Linked DNA regions of Homo sapiens: all the other regions are linked to region 4. A link is a contact called in ENCODE Hi-C or POLR2A ChIA-PET data. All regions are on one chromosome and are shown on one strand. The core of a region is the stretch at or near the end of the contact, and the rest is flanking DNA. Distances in the headings are between cores, read along the strand shown. Region 1 holds the start of STN1 (STN1 subunit of CST complex). Region 2 holds the start of GSTO2 (glutathione S-transferase omega 2). Region 3 overlaps SH3PXD2A (SH3 and PX domains 2A). Region 4 holds the start of TRIM8 (tripartite motif containing 8). Region 5 overlaps SH3PXD2A (SH3 and PX domains 2A).

Region 1 (4,935 bases), core at 2,290-4,789, 1.3 Mb after region 4:
ACCTGGGATACTTTTTTTTTAATGCAAAAAAAACCCAAAAACAAAACAAAACAAAAAGAACCCACACAAATCTAAATACCACCACAATCAAATTTCACAGTATTTTTCTTAGTTCAACTCTAAATTCAAATTTTGAGGAGCTGACGTTTTGCAATCATTTTGCAATGCAATTCTGATGCTAACTACTCAAAGATAGGTTAAATTTCACAGGTGAAGGGCACAGTCCCCAACAATACTGCCCTCATTTGAGTCATGAGTCCCAAGTTTTGTGAGAGTCCTCAGGCCAACTGCACTTCTGACCAACTGGTTATAAATTTGGGGGTCCCCAACACTCCCTCAGGTTTGATAATTTGCTAGAATGACTCACAGGACTCAGGAAGGTGCTATACTTATGATTATAGTTTTATCCATGAAGGATCCAAATCAGGGCCAGCCAAATGAAGAGATGCTAAGGCAGGGTCTGGGAGGGCACAAACACAAAGCTTCTGTGTCCTTGACACCTTGCCCCCTGACACACCAACACATGATTATCAACTAGGGAAGCTCATCTGACCCTCAGTGTCCAGAGTTTTTACTGAGGTCTCATAAGGTAGGCACAATTAACTGAATGATTGGCCACATAACTGAACTCAATCTCCAGCCCCACTCCCTTCCCAAAGGGTCAGACTGATATGATCTGGCTCAAAACCCCCAACTCTCTAATTGAACAGTTGGTCTTTTAGGCATAGACAGCCCCACCCCAAACTATCTAGGGATCCAGCATGAACCACCTGATTCGCATAAATTCAAGTGTGGTTCGAGAGGGCACCATGAATAATGATGACGCTCCTATCACTCAGGAAACTATAATAATTTAGATGTTACCCTGCAGGAACCAAGGGCAAAGGTCAGTGAAATTCTTTATCACACAACACATTCATTTCATATTTTATCATTTTTGGGGTTTGTCTTTGTTATTTTGTTTAAGATATTCTTTGCTGTTTAAACAATCCTAAATTTTATGTAGTCAAAAGTTTTGCCTTTATAGTAAATGGAACCAAACACAACAACAAAACAAAAACCTAGGAGTGGAATTCCCCACCCCCCAGAACACTATGGTATAGTCTAAAGCAGTGGTCCCCAACCTTTTTGACACCGGTTTTGTAGAAGACAATTTTTCCGGGGATGGGGGTTGGGGGAACGGTTTGGGGATGAAACTGTTCCACCTCAGATCATGAGGCATTAGATTATCCTAAGGAGTGTGCAACTAGATCCCTCACACGTGCAGTTCACAATAAGGTTTGCGCTCCTAAAAGAATGTAATGCCGCTGCTGATGTGACAGGATGTGGGGCTCAGGCAGTAATGCTCACTGGCCAACCACTCACTTCCTGCTGTGTGGCCCAGTTCCTAATGGCCATGTACCAGTAGTGGTCTGTGGTCCCAGGGGTTGGGGGCCCCAGGTCTAAAAGTATCCAATCTGTCAGCTGATGTCTGCTTTAACCGTGAGGTTTCATTTTTAAAACACCTTGGAAACATTCTCACCAGTGATAAATCAAAGATCACTGGTCCTGTTTTTGTTGGTTTGTTTTTAACACATCATAAAGTCTTTTGCCTACAGGTAGAGTTAAGCCCCTGTCATGTCCTTGGTACCTGTTTTCTCACCTGCAGAAGATCATTAAGCAAGGCTAGAATTTGGTGTGAATTAATTTCTTCCTGAAGAGATGAGCTATGAAGAAAACCAGACTGGAAAATGGAAAACTGTGGAGGAGGTTGGCTGCCTTCCAAGGGAAAACACAGACCATTTCCAACAATAATTAGGAAATAAAGGTGTGGCGAAAAATCTGTACAAAAGGCATTAGCATAAGGTCATCCAAATATATTTGTACATTTAACTGGAAACAAACAAAACCTTATCTCATTAAAACTGTGGATGCTTGAGATTCTTGACTACTTCTAACTCATAGTTTGTTATTCAGAAGGACCTTGACTGGAAAGCTTCACTCAAAATAGCAAAGAAAGTTTAACCAAACTTCTCAAATAGCACAGTAAACATGTGGCTATTTGTGAATTATTACACAGCTACGTGAATTATTTAAATCCACCCCAAACTATACTTGTTATATTTTTAGGTAAGATAAGCCTATCTCTAGTAGCCACTATTCTAATACAAAAAAAAAAAAAGAAAATTTAAACTTTACATGTATAATGCCTTGTTGCTTCAACTGCTATTTCTATTTGAGGGCCCACTATATGCCAGGCACTGTTCTAAGCCCTGGGATTACAAAGGTGAACAAGACAGATGATGTTCTTCCTCTCAGGGAGTTTATAATATTTTGATTCTGCTTAATTCAAAAGAAAACAAACCCCCTTTACATATCAGGAATCAAAAGATTCCATTACACAGGGTTAAGCTCCATTTTTACAAAGAAACCCAGACTTTGCAGAAGGTGAGTCACATGCCCGGACCAGGTAAGTGGCACATTTAGGAAAGGAGCCAGGCCTAGGAATATCTGGCCCAGCGATCTCTCCAACAGGAGCAGGGCCAAAGAAAAACAAATGAGCATTTTTAAGCATGAAAGACCCTAAATGGAGGTAAAAACCCCAGTACAAAAGTTACTCCCCCAAACACCTACTAAAAAAAAAAAAAAAAAAAAAAAGATTTAGACTGTTTTTTTTACCTTGCAAATAAATGAACTCATGCGAAGGTCCAGGCTAGGTCCCTTTCAAAGCCTGCAGCAGGGAAGGCTCTCCTAAAAGCCTCTAATCCCAGCTTTCTGAGACTTTGGGAAAGGGTGGCAGATGCAGCCCAGGGCATCCCAGGGTGGCTAGCCACATACCTGGCACCTGGCGGGACTCCTTCATGTCCAGGATATCCCTGATGTAGAGTTTTGCAAAGGCTAGAAACACAGGATCCAAACCCCACAAGAGGGAAGGGGTCTCCTCTTCACACCGGCTGGATCCAGGCTGCATCAAGAGGCAGGGCTGTGGCTTCCAGCTAACTCTGAAAGGTTCTGCATCACTGAGTCAAGCATCTAGATGGGACACAGAAATGAGGATGCAATGCGTTTAACGTGGGTCAAAGTGGCACGGCCCTGACGCTGCTCCCAGGTGGGCGTCCAGGACTCCAGGAGGGGTGAACGCAGGGATCCAGGGCCCTGTCAAACTCCATGCCACGGGGCGTGTTAAGAGGCGTTCCTCACGTCAGGACGCCTGCGTTCCTTACGGCTCTCCCGCTGTTCTCCTTCCCACAAAGCACCAACTTCGGAACGGCTAAACATCAACTTTCACTCTGGGAAGATACGTCTGTACAGGCGTAGCAGAAACCGCTTGGGGTCCCGGGAGGAACGGGCGCCCTCGCAGCCCTGCACGTGTTGGGGCATAGTGGATGGGTCTGACTGTCGCTCTGCCCTAAACTTTCCGCTTTTGGGGATGAGCCAAGAAAAGGAGGAAAAAAGATACTAAAAAATGGACCCACTTGTAGCCCCTCCCGCCGCCTGCAGCTCCAGGAGCCCTGAGACCTGGCCCTTCCGGCGCTCGGAGCCGCTGGCGGCGACGACCCCGCCCGGCGCAGGAGCAGTTGGCTGAGGTCGTCTCTGGAGTTCCGGCCTGAGCCCGCCCCCTGCCCCGCCAGGGACCAACCCCGGTCTCCCCGCCAGCGCATTTCCTTTCTGCTGCAGCGCCTCGCCACGGCTCCGCCCCATCTCTCCCGAAGTCCCGCCTCATCCCACCCAGACCCCACCCATCCCGCCGCGGCCACGCCCCATCCTGCCCGAAGCCCCGCCCCATCCCGCCCGAAGCCCCGCCCCATCCCGCCGCGGCCCAACCATCCGCTAGGCCCCATCCAGCCGAAGTCCAGCCCGTTCCGTGCCCCGCCTCAGCGCAGCGTACTTTTGGTTCAGGCAGCGCTGCAGCCCCGCCTTCGTGCTAGCCTCCACCGCTGAGGCCTAGGAGGCGACCTTGAAATTCCTGCAGTTCTAACGCCGCTCTTCTAGTCACCTTTCACCCCTCCTCCTGCTGGTGGCGGGACCCTGAACCTGGGCCTCCTAGAGGTTGGGTCAGGATCAGACTATTTTTCTTTTTGATTCCTGATATGTAAAACAGATAAAAAGTAAGCAGTGCCACGAGTGCATTGTGGCATATTTTAAATGTTCATTTACAGTTGGTAAGTGACCTGACTCACACACTTAGGACTCTAGTTTCACTTGGAGATGTCAATATCTAAATTTGAGCCCTCGAGTGAATGTGAGGTCTTGACTCTGCCAGAGACTAGCCGTGCAAAATCATGACAATACATTTTGTCTCCTTTACCCTTGTTCGGTCTACAGTCTGGAAGGTTGTACACTTAAGAACTTTGAAAAGCTGGCATTTTGGTAAATCATGGCCACCTTGATGGTGCTTAGTCTCCAGAATTTCTATTTTAAAGTGAGGAAAGATAGCCACGTTCCACTCCCATAAAGAGCTACGTTACCCGAGACGTCAGGAATTCTTCCTAATTTACAGAGACTCTGGAAAATGGCAGGGGAGTACAGATCACCCTGGCAGACCATTCCCGGGGGAGGCAGGTGGTGGCCAAAGAGATAATTGCTAAACTATTTATCAGAGAAGGAACTTGGAGCCGCTGGAATGGAAAGTGTGTGTGTCATTAGACCCATGGCATTTAATTACCTCCCCGGCCATTTAAGAAGCTCAAAAACAAGAGTCCTTGGTAAAATACATTGCCCAGATTCTACTGCAATGAACACTAGGAAATGTAGGGTTTAAGATTTAATTAAGAGAAGACACTGGCTGGGCGCGGTGGCTCACACCTGTAATCCCAACATTTTGTGAGGCCGAGGCGGGCAGATCACGAGGTCAGGAGTTCAAGACCAGGCAGGCCAATATACGGAAACCAACCCCCTCTCTACTAAAAATACAAAAATAGCCAAATGTGGTGGCGTGCGCCTGTAATCCCAGCT
Region 2 (5,122 bases), core at 2-2,501, 1.6 Mb after region 4:
TCGGCCTCCCAAAGTGGCATGAGCCACCGTACCCGTCCACAATCTAACTTTATAACTGCTCACAGGAAATACCCACTCAGTTACCCTGTTGTGTGATTTCATGAGATGCTCTCTTGTTGCTTGTCTTCTGGTTTCTTAGTTGAGAAGCTTTCAATTCCTCCTTCTTTCATTTCCATCATCAACTTAATTTCACATTCTCTCTATTGTTGGCCCTGAAGACCAGACGCACATTACCCGAAAGCTGGGTGGCTGGGCAGACTCCTATTTGGTCTCCCTGTCTCTAACCCCTTCAAATCCTTCCTATCAAATCCCATGTTGGGCACATAGGTGGTGTCCCATTTATGTAATTAAATACTGTGTAGGCTGCATCAGTCAATTCTGCCTACAAGGTTGATGAGTAATAGGTAAGAGCCCCACTGAGAAATAGAAATGCCATCTTCCACACATTTCCATAGCCCACTGGGTTGCTCACTATTCAATTTTTATTATCACATCACCACCACGAGAAGGTAGGTCGGAGAGCAATCATTTCATTCTATAGATGATGCAACTAAGGTCCCGAGGTTAAGTGAGGCCTTAAGGTGCTGGCAGAAAGATCACACCCAGCGCACTGCTCTTACCATTGGAATCAGGGCTGTCGGTCCGCTCCAATTGTCTGGTTTCCTGAACTTATTTTCAAGTTCGCCATTGAGAGAAACCTCCGAATGACTAATTCTTAAATTTAAGGGTGCATAATAATCACCTATGGCTCACCGCTGCATTTCCGATTCAGCAGGCTGGGGTGGGTAGCGAAGTCTGTATTTCAAATGAGCCCCTCAACCCAGGTGACGCAGGCGGTGTGGGGACCGCATCCGGAGGGCGACCTGGAGCCGACTGACTTCACAAAGGCCTCCTGCCGCAAACCTTCAGCGGCCACCAAAGCCCCGGCTGCCGGCGGCGGACCACCTCTGCTGCCGCGCGCCTACCGGAGCCGCTTGGCCCTAGTGCTTTCCAGCGGATTTCCCCTCAGGTGCGGAGCCGGGTGCCGGGGTCCCACAGCCAACCACTACCGGTTCCTCTTTCGTCAGCCACCGGCGCCGGCAGGACCCGCGAATCCCGATCTCCAGGAGCCTGTAAGGAGGCCGCCCATTGGCTCAGCCGCACTGCTGGGCAGGTACTTCCAAAGCTTTGAGGATTGGCTGATGCTCTGGGCGCCGGGGCTAGTTGGCGGGTAGGATCACGTGCGAGGGGCAGGCCCCGTCTAGGCCCCGCCTCCTTGCTGCTGCTGCCGCCGCCAATCCTGGTCCGGTTGCCCGAGTTCCCGGAGGTCTCTCGCGGGACCTCTCTCACCGCCACCGGTGGGTCCGTTCGGCCTGCGTTGTATTGGAAGGGAAGAGGGGTTTGAGGTCAATTCTGTTTCCTGGGGTTTTCACGAATTTCGGGGCCCACAGTAGGCTTGCCAACTTTAACTTTTGCCTAACACTTTACGAGAAATCCTATTTAGCCTTGGCCACTGTTGCATCAAAGAATTTCACATCCAACAAAGTGCAGCCTAAGAATAAAGAACAGGTCTTTAAACCGCATACCTTTAATTAAGGTGTTCTTATTTTTTCTGATTTGGCTGGAAACAGGCAGAGACCACCCCAGATAACCAGTTCTCAGCCTTGCGTGGGACACCACGAGTCCCACGTGTTTACGTGTTTAAGGCACTGGCAAGCAGGGGAATTTGGTTTCTGGGAATGTGCTGTCTTTGTGAAAACTGTGAAAAGTCTTCCCTGCTACATTGAAATAATCATAAAATAATAATAGCTAATGTTGAACACTTACTATGTATCAGACACATGCTAAGCATTCAATATTTCTCATCCAGTTTCTGAATGAAACCTTCGCAAACCACATAATGTACTGGTACTATTAGCTACGAATTACATATAAGAACACCCGAAAGTTGTTGTCATTTGCCCAAGGTCACCCAGCTAATAAATATTGAAGAGATTCGAATCTAGCCTGAACTCTTACAGTAAGACCGTTCGTGAGATGAATTTATATGTGCTATTTTTCCAGTCTCTTTATCCAACAGCTCTGACAGAGGATAGTATCTACCTTTTTTTTTTTTTTTTGAGACGGAGTCTCGCTGTTCTGCCCAGGCCGGACTGCAGTGGCGCGATCTCGGCTCACTGCAAGCTCCGCCTCCCGGGTTCACGCCATTCTCCTGCCTCAGCCTCCCAAGTAGCTGGGACTACAGGCGCCCGCCACCGCGCCCGGCTAATTTTTTGTATTTTTAGTAGAGACGGGGTTTCACCGTGTTAGCCAGGATGGTCTCGATCTCTTGACCTCGTGATCCGCCCGCCTCAGCCTCCCAAATCGCTGGGATTACAGGCGTGAGCCACCGCGCCCGGCCTGTATCTGCCTTTTTGACCACACCATTATTCGTGGGATTTAACAGGAGTTAATGAGTTAATAATGTTCCTTTTCCAAACTCAGTGGTTTTGATTTTACAAATTATTTGACTTTTCCTGATTTCAGGATCTTGACAATTTGCCTTTACTTATTCAAATGTTATTATACCAAATATTTATTTAAAAAGTTTTTTTTTTCTTTGATTCCTCAAGTTGTAGAGAGAAATAGGGATAGGGAAGCAGAATCAAGTAGTTAAAAAGATAGCCTCATTTGACCCTGATTTCCCAATTGGGAATATGAAATTTTTCCTGAATATAAGCACATTTGAGAATAGAACCTTTTACCTAACGTATCTCACTTTTTGAACTCATTGGACAATAAGGGAACACCCAGTAATATAATCTTTCATATAAATTAGGCTTCTAACTTATTAAGAGGAATGTACTCCAGTCCAGTTTCTGCTACTATCAAGAGATGGCGTGACAAAAAATTTTGAAAAGTTGCCGAATGCAAACCACAGTTCCTCTTCTCAAAACAAATGCATGTAAATAGAGTGTAAGCTATTTCTTTGGTGGCATTATTTTCCTAGAAGGCTTAAGTCGTTAATCACCCATGACCGAAGATCCAAACATTTTCAAAGCAGATCCGATCATATTTCAGGTGGCTGAAAATGGATTTGGAGTAGGTTTAATATGGTCTACTTACAATTTGTTTCATGATTGAGTGGGTCAGTATAATAAAGGTATAAACATGAAATAACATAGAAGGAAAGTTTGCAAAGAGGATTTCAAAGAAGTACCTGTTGGGTATTCAAAAGAAAGTAGGGATAAGCTTAAGGTTAAAATCTTTCTAGGGAAAGTATAGTGTTCAGAGGTAAGATTAAAAACCACATTACTGAAATGGAGTCTGCAGCATTCAGCCCATTCAATTGGCATTAAACTGGTAACTGGTGAAATAAGTATTGTGAGTTGAACTTTAATTCTAATATGCTTGGCAAAGCCGAATCACAGTGTGCTTCATCTTTGTGGATACAAAATTGGAATGCACTCTGCTATTTAAAATGTGTTCTTACTCACTAGCGTTTGTCATTAACTTTGACGTATACTGAGCTCTTACTATACTGACGATGCCCTGGACTATTTGATTCGATACTCACAATTCATAAAGTAGGTATTATTGGTGTTCTCATTTTGCAGGTGAGGAAAGTGAAATCCAAAAAGGTTAGATAGCTTGCCTAAGTGCCAAAGCTGGGTCTCAAAAAGTCAGCCCATTGGGCTCCAGGGCCTGTTCTGAGAACCTTGACACTAGATTGTTTCCCTTTAGAGGAGAACAGCTTCCATCCCTGTCTTCTAACTCTACCAAATTAACTTGGCATTTCAGAACTTGATTTCCCACATACAGATACACTTTTCATGAACATTTCCCAACTCTCAGAGTTAGTTTCTTTTAAAAGGTGGGAATGAAAAAACAAAACTTGGAAAATCATCCTCTTCTGGCAAAGTAGAAAGGTGGATCCAGGAACCTTTTAATTTACAAATGGAATTCCCAGTTTGGCCATTATCCAGAGACCATGGATGGGCAAATTAAGGCCATTGGGCTAAATCCAACCAATTGTTGGTTTTTTTATAGCTCAATATCTAAGAATGATTTTTTACATTTTTAAAGGGTTGAAAAAGAAAAACCAGTCACAACGTGATATGTGAAAATTATATGAAATTCACCAAGAGTGAGCCCTAATATATTAACTATGGATGTTGGGTGATAATATGTCAATGTGGGTTCATTGATTGTAATAAATGTACCTCTCTGATTGGAATATTGATAGTGGAAGAGACTGTGCATGTGCGGGGGCACAGGGTATATGGGAAATGTGTATTTTCTGCTCAATTTTGCTGTGAATCTAAAACTTTTTTTTAAAAAAAGGCTATTAAAATACATATATGCAGTTCAAATTCAGTGTGTCCATAAATACAGCCACACCCATTTGTTTATTTATCATCGATGGCTGTTTTTACACTACAAGTGTAGAACTAAATAGTGGAGACCAGATGGCCTGAAAAGCCTGAAATATTTAATATATGTAAAAACATTTGCCAATCATTCAGTTCATGGCATCTGATAAAGACTAAGATACTGGTTGAGATTGTTGCCGCTGGAGTCAAACTTCCAGGGTTCCTAGTCCTCCCTCTTTCACTTACTAGTTGAGAAGTGCTTAACTATGCTAGTCTCAGTTTACTCATCTTTTAAAGTGAATCAAAATAGAACAGTTATGGGACTTTTTTTTTTTTTTTTTTTTTTTTTTTTTTTTTTTTTTTTTTTTGAGACGGAGTCTCGCTCTGTCGCCCAGGCTGGAGTGCAGTGGCGCAGTCTCGGCTCACAGCAAGCTCCGCCTCCCGGGTTCACGCCGTTCTCCTGCCTCAGCCTCCTGAGTAGCTGGGACTACAGGCGCCTGCCACCGCGCCCGGCTAATTTTTGTGTTTTTAGTAGAGACGGGGTTTCACCACGTTAGCCAGGATGGCCTCAATCTCCTGACCTCGTGATCCGCCCGCCTCGGCCTCCCAAAGTGCTGGGATTACAGGCATGAGCCACCGCACCCGGCCCAGTTATTGGACTATTTTAAGAATTAACTGGGTCAATACACATGAAGCACCAAATATATATTAGTAATAATTTATTTTGATTTTGAGATTTTGCAACCCTCTTATGGCCTTTTTTAGGCTATGGATATATTTTTCTCAACTAT
Region 3 (5,669 bases), core at 2,159-4,658, 1.0 Mb after region 4:
ACTGGATGCTGCTTAAACCTCTGCACTTCAACTCTTCCCATCACCATTATTGGCGGGGGGGGGGGCGGGGGGGGATAAGACACTTAAAATATGATGTGCTTTTTTTTTTTTTTTTTTTTTTTTGAGACGGAGTCTCGCTCTGTCGCCCAGGCCGGACTGCGGACTGCAGTGGCGCAATCTCAGCTCACTGCAAGCTCCGCTTCCCGGGTTCACGCCATTCTCCTGCCTCAGCCTCCCGAGTAGCTGGGACTACAGGCGCCCGCCACCGCGCCCGGCTAATTTTTTGTATTTTTAGTAGAGACGGGGTTTCACCTTGTTAGCCAGGATGGTCTCGATCTCCTGACCTCATGATCCACCCGCCTCGGCCTCCCAAAGTGCTGGGATTACAGGCGTGAGCCACCGCGCCCGGCCTATGATGTGCTTTTAGCTAGGAGTGAAAAGGATCCACTAGCCAGAAATGGACTAGTCACCTCCTACAGGAAGCCTTCTCAGACCACCCCCAGCCCAAAGGGAATTCCTAGTATACTTTTGTTTTTTTTGAGACAGGGTCTTTGTTGCCCAGGCTGGAATGCAGTGGTGCAATCATGGCTTACTGCAGCCTTGACCTCCTGGATTCAAGCAATCCTCCCACCTCAGCCTCCCATGTAGCTGGGACCAAAGGCACACACCACCATACCCGGCTAATTTTTTTATGTTTTGTAGAGCTGAGGTCTCACTTTGTTGCCCAGGCTGGTCTTGAACTCCTGGGCTCAAGTGATCCTCCCGCCTCAGTCTCTCAAAGTGCTGGGATTATAGGCATAGGCCACTGCGACTGGCATAAACTATATGTCTGCCAATCTCCTTGAAGGCTAGGGGGCTTCATGTCACTAGCCTGGCTACAAAAATTGCTGAGGGTCTCCAAGTTCCACACAGCCCCCTTGGTGCCTCAGCCTATAGCCACATTCCCCACACGCCTGAGTTTGACTTGGCAAATGTGATGTGCCAGGCACATTAACCGCCCCATTTCATGCCCACAACATCCCCCTTATCTTCCATTTCACAAAAGACTAACCAGAGGCCCCTCTACAGCAGGCAAGAGACGACTCTAGCTCCCACAGCTGCTATGAAGAGCATCACATTCATTCAGTATGATTTTGTTCAGGCCCAAGCCCATCTGTCTTTCCATTGCAGAATAACTGCCTCTGATTTGTTTCCATCAGTCTGGTTCTTCTAGCACAGTAATCCTCAACTTGGAAGCACAGAATCACCCAGGGAGCTTTTTAAAAGTACTGATGCTGGGCTCCAGAGAGACAGGTTTCTTTGGTCTGGGACTCAGGCATGAGTAGTTTTTGGACATCCCCCCTGTGTCCCTATGGTGCTTGTGTGCACCCAGGTGCAAGAAGCACTACTTAGATCTTTGGGTCCTTCTGTAGGGGGAGGCTCCCTCCAACCTAGGGCAGACGGCAATGGCCACAGAACTCTAGGAAATCCCAAAGGGAGGCCTCCTTCCAGGGAAAGAAACCCACTGCCCCCCGGCAGTTTTCTCCCATGAGGTGTGGGCCCTGCAGGCCCATCTCAGCCCTTTGGAGAAGCAGAAGGGACCCTGCACAGCTGAGTGTGCCACATACATTCGCACGTGCACAGTCCCGAGCAGCCCTGCTAAAGCCGGGATTGTATTTCAGGCAGAAATGCAACCAACAGCCGGGCAGTAGGGCCTGCCCCGCCTCTGTACTTAGGCATGCCAGCTTCTGTGCCTGCCCCTGCCAGCTGGGCAGAGGCAGCGCCGGGTGCTGCGCTGACGGACTACCTCCCACTGTGCCCCTAGGGGAACAGCAGTGCCTGTTCCATGCCTGGAGCCTCTGTGGCCAACAGCACTTCTTAAGCGCACCCGGCACAAAAAGGGCCATCCCTGCCCTACGAGAAATGGGGCCTCCTTTCCCAGTGTGGGGGCACTGGATGAGAAGAGTGGGAAAGAAAGGCTCCAGCAACAAACAAGAATAGAGAGTTCTGTGGCAGGTTAGAGAGCCCGCAAGGCCTGAGTATGGCCAGATCATAGCAATAGTGACAGCAAGCCTTCATCAGTGCTGACTTGGAGGCATCCAACAGCATCGAGCTGCCTCGTCCAATCCTCAGAGCAACCCCATGCAGTAGGTCCTGTGATGGCCCCGTTTCACGCATGGGCAAAGCAAGCCTCATGAGGGTAAGTGAATTCTCTAAGGTCACACAGCTGGGATTGAACCCAAGCCCACCTGACACCACTGCCTATGATCTTAACTTCTGCACTGTATGTGGCCTATAATGGGCCACCGGCGCCTGGTCCCTAGGGAAGGGCCCATTACATCCCAGGTACCTGGGACACAGCGGCTGCTTAATAAAGACTAGAGTATGGGTTTCTTTCTCTCTCTTTTTTTTTTTTTTGAGACGGAGTCTTGCTCTGTCGCCCAGGTTGGAGTGCAGTGGCAAAATCTCGGCTCACTGCAACCTCCGCCCCCCAGGTTCAAGCAATTCTCCAGCCTCAGCCTCCCGAGTAGCTGGGATTACAGGTGCCCACCACCATACCTGGCTAAATTTTTTTTTGTATTTTTTAGTAGAGATGGAGTTTCACCATGTTGGCTAGGCTGGCCTTGAACTCCTGACCTTAAGTGATCTGCCCGCCTTGGCCTCCCAAAGTGCTGGGATTATAGGCATAAGCCACCACGCCTGGCCTAGAGTATGGGTTTCTAGTTGACTCTTGCCACCTCTACTGACCAGACCACAGTGCCTGTTAGGTGGCAGGCACTCAATAAGTGTGAAATGAACCAGTGAAACGCGTGAACTGGCAGAAAGATGAACAGAGGGACTCATTGGTTTGTGGTGTCAATATGAATACCTTGACTCTGATATGGGAATATGGGAAAATGAGCCAAACTCGAAGGGAGAAAGGGGAGATGGGGAAACTGAGGTAAGGAGGAGAAAGAAGCCCCAGCTTTGTGGCCAGAAGATGCCTGGAGGACGAGCAGGAGGTGCTGGGGAGTGGACAGACATCAGCTCATTTTAATCCAAGCCAAGAAAATCTGAGGCAGGGTTTCAAAGCAGAGTTAAATCCACACCCCCACACCCCTTCCCCCCACCACTTTCCTGGAAAATTGGCCTGACCTTCCTGAAGGCTGACTCTCTGGGACACAGGTAGAAAAGTTAAGGAAATATTCTCTAGGCATTGGAAAGCACAGACAGGCTATGGCCTCTCTCAGGAGCTGCTCCAAAGGCTGTGGGATGGACACACGGACACTCTGTCCTTCTGGCTGCCCTTCCCTCCCGTTGCACAGGCAGGCTCCCAGCTCTTCCCTCTGGCAGCTGCCTCTTAGGGTGTTCCCTGGCCAGGGCAGCCGGGCGGGCGGGAGCTGCGAGCAGGTATCCAGATGAGAAACCACTTGCAGGCCAGGCAGGCAGTGGGCGGTGATGTCATCCCACAGAGGCCACTCTGGATCCCCTCTCAGCCAAGGCCTGCAGAACTAGGGGCTGGAGGAGTCTGCCTGAGTGGGGAGGGGGCAGTGGAGGGAGCCTGGTGTCTTTAGATGAGGAGTGCTTGGCAGGAGCATGGAGAAGGGGTGTACCTCTTCTAGACAGCAGAGCCTCTCCTGGGTTGGAAGGGGCCTTTGCATGAGTCTGATCCAGAGATGGACCCTTGTGCTTTATTACAGAGCCCCTGGCTGGACCTGCTGGGGTCCCAGGGGTCCCCTGGACCCCTGCCCCACCCTTGCCTCACATCTGCATTCCTTCAACTACCACCTGGATGGAACCCTGGCTGCCAACTTAAACTTCTCAACTGGGCTTTTGCCAAGTCAGTCCCATGCTCCAACGCCTTCCACGGCTCCCTCTTGCCTATAAAGGACAAATTCAAGCCCAGTCTTTCTTGCCAATCTGAGCTCCCCAAGTTCCTTGATCCCCGTCCCCCACACCACCATTCAATACATCATTCATGATTCAACACATGTATCGAGCACCCACTAGGCGCCAACACCCAACACCACTGCTCCATGCAGCTTCTTACTTTCCAAGTCTGTGCTCTAGCTGCTGCCCCCTGCTGGAATGCTTTCCCTTCTCTCTACCAATCCCAGTTTCCCAATTCTCCCCAAGCATCTCTGTCCTCCAGGAGGCTCCTGATCACTCTTGTTCCCTCTTTTCTGTTCCCTCCTGGACTTTATGTTGGGCATTGCTCCCCAACCAAAGTATGTGCCTTGGACAAGAGTCTCTCGACACTCCAGGACTGGTGCCTCAGGACATGACATGGGACATAGTAATTACCTGAAATTCATGATGGAAATGCTTAGAATTAGAGTCCAAAGGTCTGAGGTCCAGTCCTGCTTTGCCCTTACTAGCTCTGAGATCCTGGGGAGGACACGTAACCTCTCTTGAGCTTTAGTGTCATCTGGAAACAGGAACAATAGCAGTTCCTACCTCATGGGAATTGTTCTGAGCACGGAATGAAGTGACGGGGCTTCAAGTCCTATGGAAATCATAGATGGTCATTTTAAAGCAAGTGGAGGGAATGGGAGATCTGAGGAGCAGCAAAGCTGTTGGTTCCTTCGTGGGCTCACCAGCAGGCAGCTCGGTGCCAGGGCTGCAGGTGCCAGGAGAAGGGTGGGGAAGGGAGGCCGGGGGCTGTGTCCCTGCAACATGCCCCTCCCAGACCCTACCTTCAGCAGGTAACGGGTACTTGCCAGCTGGATTGAGAGGCAGCTCAGAGCCCCCTGGGCCTACTCTGGGGGGATGCCAGGCTAAGCAACCTGAGGCCCCTGATCTATAAGGATCTCCAACATCAGCCCTTACCTCTGAGTTTCCTGTCTCATATCTCAAAGAACCCTCCAACCCTCCAGATGGAGAAACCAAGGCCCAGAGAGACTCTGGCCCTGGACTCGCAGTCTGGCTGGGTTTTCCCCCAGCCCACACTGCCTCCCCTGGGCCTCTCACTCCAAACAGCTGGGATCATCTTGAGACGTGGTTAAGTGTCCTCCCCAGGGTCACAGAGCTAGTAAGGCCCTGTGCTGGCCTCCACCCCAGGCTCCCCACGACTCCCCAACCCTGGGCATCCTACAAAAGTCCCTCTAGCCCCTTATAACTGGTTCCTCCCAGGCTGGACTGGGACTGCTGGCCCCTCCGCTATACGTTTGGTGAATAAAATGTATTGCTGTGGGCCAAGTGGGCTCTGGCTCACTGGCGTGTGGAGAGGGGAAAAAGGGACAGGAGCCCAGTGATTAGCTCAGGCCCAGGCCCTCGTCACAGGAAACTCCAGAAGGAGATTGCAACGCCCTCCGACCCACTGCCTTCTCTTCTCCTCTGGACTCCTCCCAACACGTTTACCTCCCATTCCCCGCCCACAGCTGCAGCAGTAGGGGCTGGGCTTTGGGCTCTAAACACTGGGGCTGGCCCAGCCCCACCACCCCACTCAGCTCCCACCCTTCTGCTTTGTCCCCTATTCCCCCAGCCTGAACCTCTGCTCTCAGGTTTGGGGCTAGAGGGTCAGGGTGTGTAACAGCCTCAAAAATGGAGGGGTCCCATAGAAGACCCTTCTGGAAATTCCATCCCTCCTCCGACCATCTCCATCCAGGAGCTGAGAACCCTGCTGTCCGGGATTCTCTGCCATGGTCCCATAAGACTAAAGGTTGAAGGCAAGTCCCTGACCCCTGCCCAGCTCCTCCCAGACACAGGCC
Region 4 (5,657 bases), core at 2,902-5,401:
GGCCTGTATATACAATTGTCTCCTCAATATTTCCATTGGGATATGAGCCAACTCAACTTAGAAAATCCCTTTACTCACCAGCCTGGGCAACATGGTGAAACCCTCACTCTACAAAAAAATACAAAAATTTAGCTGGGCTGTTTTGTGAGCTTGTAGTCCTAGCTACTCAGGTGGCTGAGGAGGTAGGATCACCTGAGCCTGGGAAGTTGAGGCTGCAGTGAGCCATGATTGCGCCACTGCACTCAAGCCAGGGCAACAGGGTGAAACCCTGTCTCAAAAAAAAAGAAAAGAAAAGAAAAGAAAAGAGAAAATAGAGAAGAAAAGAAAATACCCTTACTCAAATAATCTAATCCTGTTCAATTTTCCCCTTTTTAGTAAATGGTGCTACCATCAGCCTTTTGTTGAGATCCAAATCCTAGGAATCATTTTTAAAACATTTTTGGAGGATAGAAGGGAAAAATATAGAGTATAAATATTATAGTATAGCCTGGCATGGAGGCTGACGCCTGTAATCCTAGCACTTTGGGAGGCCAACGCAGCTGGATTACCTGAGGTCAGGAGTTTGAGACCAGGCTTACCAATATAGTGAAACCTTGTCTCTACTAAAAATACAAAATTAGCCAAGCGTGGTGGTGCATGCCTGTAACCCCAGCTACTCAGGAGGCTGAGGCAGGAGAATCACTTGAACCCTGGAGGCGGAGGTTGGAGTGAGCCGAGATCACGCCATTGCACTCCAGCCCGAGCAACAAGAGTGAAACTTGTCTCAAAAAACAATAATTATAGTATATATAATATATGGTATATTATAGTATATATATGGTATAGTATATATGGTATATTATAGTATATAATATATGGTATAGTATATATATGGTATATTATAGTATATATAATATATGGTATGGTATATATAACATGGTATATTATAGCATATATAATATACACTATAAATACATATAATACATATAGTATATTTATACTATATACTTATCACCATATACTGTATATCCTATACTAGATATAATATGTACTATATATAATAGTATACTATACTTTTATAGTGTACTTATAATATATAGTATCTTATACTATACTTATATAGCACACTTATAATAAGCGTACTATTATATAATATATAATAGATATATAAGGAAGGCCCTGTGTGTTCTGGCCCCTACCTTTCTTCCTGGACACATGGCCTTCTTTCTGTCCTGGAACCTGCCTGTTCTATTGCTTTTGCATTTGTTTTTTCTTCCGACTGGATCGCTCCTCCCCCAGGTTTCACCTATCTGACTCTTTGTGTGCATTCAGGTCCCAGCTCAAATGTCACTTTTTCAGAAAGCCTTTGTGTGAGCCTGTTATTCTCTATCACGTAAATTGTCCTCCGTGTATTTACGTTAAATTTTTTGTACGTTTTTCTGGGAATTCTCAGGGCCTAGAAAAATATTTTGTTAAAGATTTATTGACTGACCATTGACCTTGGCAGATTTCTGCAGTTCTTTAAGCCATGGTTTCCTTATTAATAGAGGAATAAATGCCTATCTTGCTAGGTAGTTTAAAGTGCCAGGGATGAAGTTAAAAGTATTAAGGACATCGGGAAATCTCCCCACACTGAACCTTTGCATTTCCCTGCTCAGTTCCACCGGACTGCTGAGCAGACCGACAAACGCTCCTTTCCCTCTGGGTAAAAAGAGCCACGGGTCTTCACTTCAGGCCCAGGAAGAGGTGGTCCCACTACGCCGTGGCATCATCGCTTTTTTAACAAGCGCGGAAAACCCCCTCCCATCCCAATGTTTAATGTACCGAAGTTTGTGAGAGTCACGTGAGACTCTCGGGTCTGCCCCGCCTTAGGGAGGTGGAGCCTCAGCTTGTGGGCCAATAGCAGGAGCAGCCTCCGGAACAGCCCCAACGCGACAGGGAAAGGGGGAGGAGCCGGGCGCCCGGCCCTGTAACTGTACTTCCGGAAAGCACGCCCCGCCCCTTCCCCCCCACCGCGCCCGTTTCTTTCGCCAGTGCCGGGTGGGCCGAACCGGCGGGTGCCGATTAAAGGCGCCGCCTGCCGCTTTCTCCTCGCCCCCCAGCGCCGCAGCTCTCCGCCCCCTTCCCGAGTAGCGGGACCGGCCTTGATGTAGGGACACCACCCCCCGTCTCCTTCCGCCCCAGCCCGGGAGCTCGGCTCGCTGCAGCCCCTGGCCCTCCCGTTTCCCCACCCTGCCTGCCCCGCTCTGCTCCGAACCCATTGTATACGGCCGGCTGCGGACTCCCAGGCCGGGCCGTGGCGGGGGCCCCGGGACCCCCGAGTGCCCCTCCGGCTGGTCCCGCGGGCCGCGGCATCTCCGCCGCCGCCTTCCTCGCGGCGGCGGCGAGGGCGCCCTTTCCTCCCCGCGCGGGTGACGGGGACGCACCCCCACCCCGGGGCGCCCCTTCGCGGGGGGAGAGCCGGGCCCGAGCAAGTCGAGGCAGGAAAGGGCCGCCACGGACTGCCCGGCCCGCCGATCGTTTTTATTATCGAGATTATTATTAAAAGGGGGCGGGGACCCCAGGACGCGGGGGAGGGGCTGGATACGCAGGTATTTTTATTAAACAGATTATTCCTGAAATAATAATACGCGCAAGATGGCTGAAGGTGGCTGTGATGAGAGTGTTGGGGTTGGGATTTTTTTCTTCCTGTTTTTTCTTTTTTGATCTGAGGATAAAGCTCTGAGGCGACAGCGGCTGCGGAGACCCTGCCCGAAGCGCCCTCCCCTCCCTTGAGAAGCCGCGGGCAGACAGACGGACCTCGGACCGAGCAACGGGTGCGGGCCCGCCCCGGACGCGTCGCCTGGGCAGCAGCCGGGGACCGCGGGCTCTCGCCTTTCTGCCGACTTCTTCCAATTCTCATCTTCTTTTATTTTTTGGACAGGACCGGGGTGGGTGGAGCAGAGGTGGAGAGAAATCGGGACTTGGCATTTTCTCCCTCTCTCTCTCCTAATTTGTTGGAGGCCGCCAGCCCTCCCCTTGGAAAAAAAAAAATCCCACCAAAAAAAAAAAAAAAAGAATCAGGAGCGAGAGGACGCCGCGGGGCCCTCAGCGAGCGCGCCCAGACCCCGGCCGCCGCCGCGGAGCCCAAGATGGCTGGGCGCTGAGGGTGGCGGCTCGGCCTGGCCCCGCCGCCGCAGGCTGGCTCCGACCGCAGCCCCGAGCCTTCCAGGCCCCAGCAGAGGCCGAGAAGAAAAGAAAGTGGGGAGGAGGGGGCCGGGGGGGCGAAGGGGGAGGGCCGGGGGAGGGGAGGGGAGGGCCGGGAGCCGAGCCTCCTGTTCATTAGCAGTTGAGAAAAATTCCTTTCTAGTTTGATCAATCCTTGTTTTCCTCGGCAGAGCCCGGGCGCCCGCCCAGCGCGGAGACGGGCGCGCGGGGTCTCTCCGCGGCGGGGGCGCCGGGCCTCGGGGGAGCGCAGAAGTAGCCGCCCGGGGGTCAGGCCGGAGCGCCGCCGGGGCTTCTCCCTCCCTCCCTCGCCGGTTGCCTTTTTTTCCACTTCTCTCCCTCCCCCTTCCGTTTCTATTTGTGAAGGGAGGAGGAAGGCAGAGGCGGGCTGGTGTCTCTGGCCGGGGACTGGAATTTCATCTGAATGACTGCCCCTGCGCGCACGCAGCGCCCCGGAGTCGGCCCGCCCGCGCCCCGCAGCCCGCGCCCGGCCAGCCAGCCGGGGGACGCCTGCACCGTGGCCCGGGGACCGCCGGCCTGCCCCTCCCGCCCCGTCCGGATCTAGCAGCCCTCGGCGCGGCCGCCCTCGCCTCCTGGCCCCGCAGACCCCGGGCTCCGGCCCCTGCGAGGGAGGTGCGGCGCCGACGAGCCAGGCAGGAGCCGCCGCTGCCGCCGCCGCCGGAAGAAGTGTGCTGCTCCCAAGCTCCGTCTGCCGCGGGGCGCGCCCCAATGTCAGCCGCGGGGACGAGCGCAGGCCGCGGGCCGCCACTGCCCTAGCCGCGCCGACGGGGAGGCGGCCTCTTATATGGAATTTGGACCCCGGCGCTCCCCTCCAAGGCTGGAGTCCCGGCCGCGGCCCTGGCGCAGTCCGCCGCCTCCCGCTAGGCGCTCGGGAGGAGGAGGAGACGCAGCCCGCTGCGCGCGCGGCGTGAGGACCGCGGCTCCCTCCTCCGGGGGGCGGGCACGCGGAAGGCGCTGCTGACTGAGCGACCGTCGGGGCCGGCTGGGGCCGGAGCTCGGGGCTCGGTGGGCCTACAGCGGCTCCGGACGGACCCCCGGGGCTGGGGAGTCGGGGAGGCCTGCCCCGGCCCCCTGCCCGCGGCCGCCATGGCGGAGAATTGGAAGAACTGCTTCGAGGAGGAGCTCATCTGCCCTATCTGCCTGCACGTTTTCGTGGAGCCAGTGCAGCTGCCGTGCAAACACAACTTCTGCCGGGGCTGCATCGGCGAGGCGTGGGCCAAGGACAGCGGCCTCGTACGCTGCCCAGAGTGCAACCAGGCCTACAACCAGAAGCCGGGCCTGGAGAAGAACCTGAAGCTCACCAACATCGTGGAGAAGTTCAATGCCCTGCACGTGGAGAAGCCGCCGGCGGCGCTGCACTGCGTGTTCTGCCGCCGCGGCCCCCCGCTGCCCGCGCAGAAGGTCTGCCTGCGCTGCGAGGCGCCCTGCTGCCAGTCCCACGTGCAGACGCACCTGCAGCAGCCCTCCACCGCCCGCGGGCACCTCCTGGTGGAGGCGGACGACGTGCGGGCCTGGAGCTGCCCGCAGCACAACGCCTACCGCCTCTACCACTGCGAGGCCGAGCAGGTGGCCGTGTGCCAGTACTGCTGCTACTACAGCGGCGCGCATCAGGGACACTCGGTGTGCGACGTGGAGATCCGAAGGAATGAAATCCGGGCAAGTACCCTACGCGCGCGCGCGCACACACACACACACAGACACACAGTCCCTTCCTCTCTCCCGCCCCGGGACCACCCATCCCGACAGGCTGACTCTTGTGACATCAGGCCAGTGGCCCCTGGCCAAACTCTTCTCTGAAAGTTTGGGGACAGGGTCCTGGGAAGAAGGGCCCCGGGTCGCTACTTGGTACATTCTCGCACCTGTGCGCACAGGGTCCGTCTTCTGAGTGCTTTATGGGATTGGGGTGTGGGACCGTCAGGGGTAGAGTCTGGGTGTTGCTTTTCTGTGGTGCGCAGCTCCCTCCCCCAGTCTTGTTGCTGTAGGCCCTACGGGAAGTCACCGAGGCAGTGACCCCGGTCCTGCCTCTCCAGCTGCTGTTTATGTAATGAGTGTCCCGGTGCCGCTGCTGTGGCTGACATGATCCATGATGCTGGCATACCAATGAGGAAGTAAACAAAAGCAGCCATGTTAGTTTTCAGCGCTATTGGAAACACACTGGGGGGGGAGTGGGGGGAGTTTCCAGAGGGAGAGCAGAACTCCGGCCGTCTCTCTGGACAGGGCCTGGGCAGCCAGCGAGGCCCCGACAGCGGCTCCGCTATTTGGATTCCTCCCGAGAGCCGGCTCTCCCTGTGTGAGAATCGCTGCCCTGTGTGCCTGTGTGTCGCACGGGCCGCATGAACAAGCCTTCAAGTATCTGTCTTCATCATCCTGGCCCTTTCGCCTAGCACAGCCCTCTCGCCGCCCTCCCACATTTGGGGAGGGGAAGTGGAAGACGGAAAAAGAATCCTGTGGGT
Region 5 (5,744 bases), core at 1,515-4,014, 1.1 Mb after region 4:
TGTCAGAGAAAGTAACTGCTGTGACCTTAGGCACTGCACCCTCCCAGCCTCCGTTTACCTGCCCTGCCCTCCAGCAAAGAGTCCAGACTCAAAGATGGGCAGATTTCCCAAATCCTGCCCTTGCTCCTGCCTTCCTTATCTCCCCACTCCTCCCACCCCCCTCCATTCACCAATCCTCAGGGGACTGGGAAAGGTGAGCTGGCTCCCTTAACCTGAGCCTCACATGCCCCTAAAGGCTGAAAGTTCTGTTCAGTGCTCAGGGAACAGTGGAGGGGCTGGCTGGGGCTCTCTCCGGAGTCCGAAGGAAATGCCTTCCATTTTCCCCAGGGGCCAAAGAAAATGCCAGTTGCTGCCCATCTTTGGTCGAAGCAAACTAGCCCGCTAGTCTGCCACTGGAAAGGCGGGGTTGGGGGTTTGGGGGGATGCGGTGGAAGGGGGTTCTCTTGGAGGAAGAGGCAGCAGGCTCCCAGGGAAAGGAGCAGAGTCATCCTCATGGAGGCTCCCCAAGATTCCAATCCAGGAGGTCTAGGGGTGCCCTCCAACATTGGAGTGTTTATTAATCTCCAAGGTGATTTGCCTGCACAGCCAGGAGTGGGGAGCTCCCCCTCTCCTAGGCATCGACCTTTCCCAAAACTTAGAACCCACTTAATCAGAATGCTGGGGGCAAGGTCCAGGAAATCTGCATTTCTGACTCTCTCCCCTTCCTTCCCCATCTTGTTTGAGAACCCCCTTGGTATTCCATGTCTCCTTCAATCCTCTCACCCACACTAAGAGGAAGGTCCTATCATCCTAATCCATTTTATAGATTAGGAAACAGAGGTTCAGCCATTGCCGAAGGTTGCCCAATCTGGGGAAGGGCTGTGGTTTATAAGCCCACTGGAAGGAATAAAAACTGCAGCGTGGATGGTGTGGAGGAGAATCTGGGAAACCGTTGCCTTGGAAAGGGACTACAGAAAGGTGGGAGAGCTTCCATTTGCCCCCTCCCCTGGCTCCCACCAGTCAGTCCAGGGAAGGCCTTAACAAAGGCATGCTTGCCCCCCTTGCAGAAGGAAGACTGGGCAGAGACTGAGTCCTAGCTGTGCCCCCCAAAAGCTCAACTGTGCAGGGAATTCCTGAGAGGAGGAGGAGAGTATTAGATCGTAGCTGTGTCCTGCCCAGAAGACTTTCCACTCCCAAGGAGGAAATTAGCTTTTCAGGCCTTTTCACTGAGGGCTACTGGGGAAGGGCAGGGAGTGAGGGCACTGAGGAGCTACCCTCTGCTGTCCCACAATTTTCCTGCTGGTCCTGGCAGGAGAAGCCCAGGACTGATGGCCCACTGACCATCCCCCTGGCTGCCAGTAGCCCAGGCAGGGGTGGCTGCCTCACAGGAATGGCTGCCTTCTCCAGCTCTGAGCAGGTTGAGGCTACCCAGGCTGTTCCTATGAGACAGGGAGTTTGAGACCAGCCTAGGCAACATAGTGAGACCCCCTATCTCTACCAAAAATAAATTAGCTAGGCATGGTAGCAAGCACTTGTACTCCCAGCCACAAGGGAGGCTGAGGTGGGAGGATTGCTTGAAGCCCAGGAGGTCAAGACTGCAGTGGGCTGTGGTGGTGCCACTGCACTCCAGCCTGAGTGACAAGTGAGACTCTGTCTCAAAAAGAAAAAAAAAAAAAAAAGAGTGGGGAAGACACAAAACTCACATGCTTGGAGGGCCTCCTTTGTGCCAGGCCCTGGTTGGTGATTCTCAGCCTGCTATTCAATGGAATCATCTAGAAAGTGGTTAAAATTCAGATGCAGGGCCCCACCCCAACCTACTGCATGGTCTGCATCTCCAACAAACTCCCCTGGGGATTCTGAGGCTGCTCCAGTGTTGCATAATCTCCATCAGGCCTCCAGCCACCCCTAAGAAACATTTATGCTCAGTAAGAACAACGTGCTTGTAGTGCTGAAGGAGCCTCTAGAAAATATCTCTTGGCCTGCCTGTCCTTCAGCCAGAGTTCAGAGTCCTCCCCACCGAGGACTTCCGGGTCCCTCCCTGCAGGGGGTGTGGGCTCTCCTCTTGCAGGTGAGAAGACCAAAGCTTAGAGAAGCCGGACAACTTCCTCAAGGCCATAGTGAGTGGGTGAGACCAGGACTGGGGACCAGAAAACCCAGGCCTTGCTCTGAGGCTCAAGACAAATGCCCACTTACCACCCCTTCCTGGAGTAGTGGATGCAGGAGTAGAAGGCAGAGCCCAGAGGGCCTGATCAGCACATGGGGTTAATGGGGTGGAGGCTGAGGTCCTGGCAGTGGGGGTCACCAGGCTGTGACTGAATGGTGGGAACGAAGAGGAATCCTGAATCCTTCAGGGTGTCTGGCCTGCCCGAGCAGGCGCTGCCCTAATAGGAGACCTTCTGGAAGTTTCCAGTTGGGCATCCTTTAGCAAAGCCATTTCATATTTTTAGCTGCTGAATAGGGTGATAAGCAGTTTAGGTATCCAGTGGCTGGGACTCTCCCATCCCTCACATACGAGGGCAAGACGCAAAGGCAGGGATCCCCCTTCACACCATGACCACTTCCCACTGCCCTATAACCAGTTCCAGTCTGGCAGGACAGCAGGGCCCTCTGCTGGGGCTCAGTTCCCTAACAACTCAAGAACCCCCCCTCTTCCCATCAGTCCCCTTCTCCAATCCACACTCCGTCCTTGCTCCAAGTCTTGCCCTGAGCTGGTGCTGACAGCCCCCACCCTGCCGGTGACTCCACTCCTGGTAGGTCACAGTCTAGCCTGCTTCCGACTTGCTGCTGAATCATATCGGCCAGGGAGCCACAGGAAGAAGAGGAGGGGAGGAAGGGCGGGGCTAGCATCTCCCTCTAGCGTTGCCAGAGGCTAATGTAATTGAAAAGGCCTCCCAAGCTGTGTCCTAAAACAGCTCCCATCAGACCACTCAGCCATTCATTCTCTGCAGCTGGTCCAGGGGTGACTCAAACCACAGGTACAGTGACCCACAGTCCCAGGAAAACAGGGACATGGGACTTTCAGGGCTCAAACTGGACAAACTGGGATGGGTGATCTCCTGTGGTCCACAGGTCTGGCCTGGCTGGGAAAGAGGGGTGGAGTTCCTCCAACCAGCACTCCATCCCTCCCCATCTAAACAAGGACTCCTGGGGCCTCTACTCCCACCCCGCCCCATCCCCGGGTGATACGGTTCCTCTCTTGGCCCCTCCCCATAGGATGATGCAAGCTATGTTTGGATGAGCAGGTTCTGGAGACGGAGGCCTCCAGTTCAAATCCCTGCTGCTTGCAGTGGGGGCAGGGGGGTGCCCTTGATCTACTTTCTTGGCCTCTTGAGCCTCTACTTCTCTATCTGTAGAACGAGGACAATAATAGCACCAAACCCCTGGGGTTTGGGGAAGATGCAATGTACAGTGTGTAGAAAGGGCTTCGCACAGTGGCCGGCACAGAAACTGCTATAAATTGTCTTTGTTGTTATTCTTTCATACCTGGGCCCATCTGACCCACCTCAGTTGCTACACAGGTGGCAAAGACCTGTTTAAACCTGGGTCCTACAGAGCCCCTGAAACAAAAGGAGCTTCTCCTTAAGGACCTCACCACGATGCTGGCAGACAGTGCCAGGCAGGTGTGATTCCAGCCCCACTTTCAGAGTTTTGGGCTTTCGCAAATGCCAGAACAACCACTGGTCTCTGTCTAGCGCCGAGCACCAGGAAGTGTGTTCATCCCTGACCCACAGGAATGGACGCACGCCTCTGGACCCCTCTATTAGGACACATTTAACCTCCCAAGGAGTGGCCAACTCTCAGAGCCCCAAAACCAAGAGATGTAAAGGGCTTGCATTTTTATGCTAATGTAGACCCGAAAGGGTTTTTCTTTTTTCCTTTCATTTTATCTTGGCCAGACACGCTGTGCTCCCTCCCCGGATGCTCTAGTGAAATGGCTGGTGTTGGAGACTGCACAGGGAGAGGCTGGTGGGGGCAGGAAAGGCACTGAACAATTCACATGTGTTGTTCCCCTGTTTTGACACATGGCTCCCCACACTCTGCCTTCCCCTTGAAAACTCCCAGGATTTATTCTTTGGTGTTCTGAAGTAGGCAGAGCAGGTGCTCACCCATTTCATGGATGAGGAGATTGAGGTCTGAGGCTTCAGTGGCTGGCCCAGGCTCCTGAAGCTAAACAGACAGCCCTGACCCACAATGCTCCAAAGGGGCCACGCTGAGGCCCACTAGGGATTTGGCCACAAGGAGAGGTCACACCAGCAGCGGGCAGCAGGCCCTCGCTGGGGAATGGAGATTGCCATCCTGCCGTTCAGAGTTCCCAGAGTGAGAGGTGAAGCCAGGAAGAGCCACTGAGGCACGGGAGAGAGAGGAAAGGGGGCTGGGCCTGGCTGGGCCGGCTCTGTGGAAGGGTGCTGAGTACCTGCCAGGTGGAGTTCTGCTGAATGCTGCAGGGTTGTACCCTCCACTGCCCGCCACACCCCTCACCACTCTCCCTCCCACTGGCAAGTGCCTTGGCAGAGAAGGACACACACACAAACTTCCAGCCTGATGTTCTCACCCTTCTGTCTGCCAGCTGACATTGGCTGCTGGGCCCAGGATGCCTGTCTGCGGGGCCTACAGCCACTGGGAACTGCTCAAGAGGCCGGCTGGGCTGCCAGACAGCTGACTTGGGGGTGACCTTCAGAGCCCAGCAGTCACTGGGGACATGGGCACTATCTAGAATATGAGGGCTGGAGAAGATGCAACCTTGGCCAGGGGAGTGACGTGGGGCTCTTGAGGTACATAATGATTTTGACTGCTGTTATCAACCTAAAAGCACTTTTTAAGCTCTCGCTGTAGGCAACCTCATTAAGGCCTGTGCAGGCAGGCAGAAGAGATATATGTGACATAAGTCCAACGAGAAAGCCAACATTCTCAGACAATCCACGCTGAGAATTACAGGAGGGGTTACACTCAGTGCAGAGAAAAGAGAGGTCCTGGGGGCTACAGAACATCCCAGGTAGCTTCCTGGAGGAGGAGGCCTTAAAGGACAAGGGGGTTTGGATCCATAGAGGGATGCAGGGGGAAAGCTCTACAAGCAGGAGCAAGCAGCTCCAAACAGTTGTGGACTGGGCAGTGAGGGTAGTGGGTGGACGGGCCAGGAAAGGCAAGGCTGAGCAGGGCTTTGATGTCTGGCTGTGAAATCCAGAAGTTTGCAGAATTGGGGAGTGATTTGGTCAGATCCTGGCTGGAGGAAAATTTTGTTAAGAGGAGAGGTTGACAGCTGGGGGTTGGGGGCAGGAGAGGGGCTGTCAAAGTCCAGTGCTGAATGTCCACAGACCCGGGTTCTGGGCCCAGCTCTGCCCCCTCAGGGGCTGGTGACCCTGGACAAGCCACTTCAAACTAGTGCTTTTCAAATGACAGGCAGTGACCCATTAGTGAGTTTCAGAATCAATTTAATGGTCCCAATGAGCATTTTAAGAAGAACAGACTAGAAATGATCAGCGAGTCACCCCTGGCAAGGCTGTTTTGTGGCACCTGCATCAGATGTCTGTCTGCGTATCGAGCTGCAGTGTGATATTTCCCACTGTGGCAGGAGCCCTCGGATTCCCCAGTCCTAACAGGAGGCTACTCTGAGTGTCCTCACAGGGCTATTGTGAGAATTCGAATTATCTGTGAAACCTCCATAGTGAGATGGAGCATGTTCTTCCAGAAACCAAGTGAGGAAGGTCTGAGCAAAGGGCTGGGCGAAGGGGCTTTGGGTCACTGAGGTCTGGAGAGTTGGGGTTTTT

What was found. Hi-C counts contacts between places; a loop is a spot of excess contacts on that map. ChIA-PET counts read pairs that join two places held with the same protein, here RNA polymerase II (POLR2A). Pooled maps may share reads with other maps.
Region 1: a map of CD4-positive, alpha-beta memory T cell shows a loop between it and region 4 (13-fold over the local background). The contact joins the promoter of STN1 here to the promoter of TRIM8 in region 4. A Hi-C loop is called at or near these places in 3 of 168 maps with a recorded cell type or tissue (CD4-positive, alpha-beta memory T cell and naive thymus-derived CD4-positive, alpha-beta T cell), 2 of 37 single-sample maps with no recorded cell type and 12 of 50 pooled maps.
Region 2: a loop to region 4 is called in a map of naive thymus-derived CD4-positive, alpha-beta T cell, with 6 times the contacts of the local background. The contact joins the promoter of GSTO2 here to the promoter of TRIM8 in region 4. A Hi-C loop is called at or near these places in 1 of 168 maps with a recorded cell type or tissue (naive thymus-derived CD4-positive, alpha-beta T cell) and 7 of 50 pooled maps. POLR2A ChIA-PET finds 5 or more read pairs at or near these places in 1 of 52 experiments (activated T-cell).
Region 3: a loop to region 4 is called in a map with no recorded cell type, with 6 times the contacts of the local background. The contact joins the enhancer-like site here to the promoter of TRIM8 in region 4. A Hi-C loop is called at or near these places in 2 of 37 single-sample maps with no recorded cell type and 5 of 50 pooled maps.
Region 5: a loop to region 4 is called in a map with no recorded cell type, with 8 times the contacts of the local background. The contact joins the enhancer-like site here to the promoter of TRIM8 in region 4. A Hi-C loop is called at or near these places in 2 of 37 single-sample maps with no recorded cell type and 2 of 50 pooled maps.

The regions. Positions count from the first base shown.
Region 1 is chr10:103,914,645-103,919,579 of GRCh38, forward strand. STN1 (STN1 subunit of CST complex) reads right to left here and starts at 3,540. Exons shown (of 10, transcript NM_024928.5): 1 at 3,456-3,540; 2 at 2,818-3,012. The coding sequence starts at 2,950. RefSeq lists enhancers at 3,002-3,331, 3,191-3,836, 3,467-3,761 and a silencer at 3,502-3,851.
Region 2 is chr10:104,267,933-104,273,054 of GRCh38, forward strand. GSTO2 (glutathione S-transferase omega 2) reads left to right here and starts at 1,252. Exons shown (of 7, transcript NM_183239.2): 1 at 1,252-1,337. It overlaps MIR4482 (microRNA 4482), which reads right to left and starts at 473; the gene lies at 404-473. It overlaps LOC124902497 (a long non-coding RNA gene), which reads right to left and starts at 985. Exons shown (of 2, transcript XR_007062284.1): 1 at 621-985. RefSeq lists enhancers at 502-561, 572-741, 792-1,131.
Region 3 is chr10:103,662,288-103,667,956 of GRCh38, forward strand. The region is part of intron 7 of SH3PXD2A (SH3 and PX domains 2A); the gene reads right to left. It overlaps LOC124902495 (a long non-coding RNA gene), which reads left to right. Exons shown (of 2, transcript XR_007062276.1): 2 at 3,660-3,864. Among named protein-coding and RNA genes, the nearest start is that of SH3PXD2A-AS1, 82 kb to the right of the region's middle. Within about 2 kb of position 3,409, at least 3 of the 41 ENCODE cell types and tissues checked have a DNase peak (open chromatin) inside an H3K27ac peak, as active enhancers do.
Region 4 is chr10:102,640,328-102,645,984 of GRCh38, forward strand. It overlaps TRIM8 (tripartite motif containing 8), which reads left to right and starts at 4,152. Exons shown (of 6, transcript NM_030912.3): 1 at 4,152-4,860. The coding sequence starts at 4,291. It overlaps TRIM8-DT (TRIM8 divergent transcript), which reads right to left and starts at 2,862. Exons shown (of 1, transcript NR_186489.1): 1 at 2,465-2,862. RefSeq lists silencers at 1,125-1,419, 1,852-2,481, 2,812-2,871, 3,142-3,241, 3,322-4,301 and 1 more and enhancers at 2,790-3,544, 3,545-4,300, 4,402-4,531, 5,312-5,411.
Region 5 is chr10:103,693,872-103,699,615 of GRCh38, forward strand. The region is part of intron 5 of SH3PXD2A (SH3 and PX domains 2A); the gene reads right to left. Among named protein-coding and RNA genes, the nearest start is that of SH3PXD2A-AS1, 50 kb to the right of the region's middle. RefSeq lists enhancers at 1,839-2,585, 2,150-2,259, 2,695-2,839, a silencer at 2,470-2,529 and a cis regulatory region at 2,762-2,772. Within about 2 kb of position 2,765, at least 18 of the 41 ENCODE cell types and tissues checked have a DNase peak (open chromatin) inside an H3K27ac peak, as active enhancers do.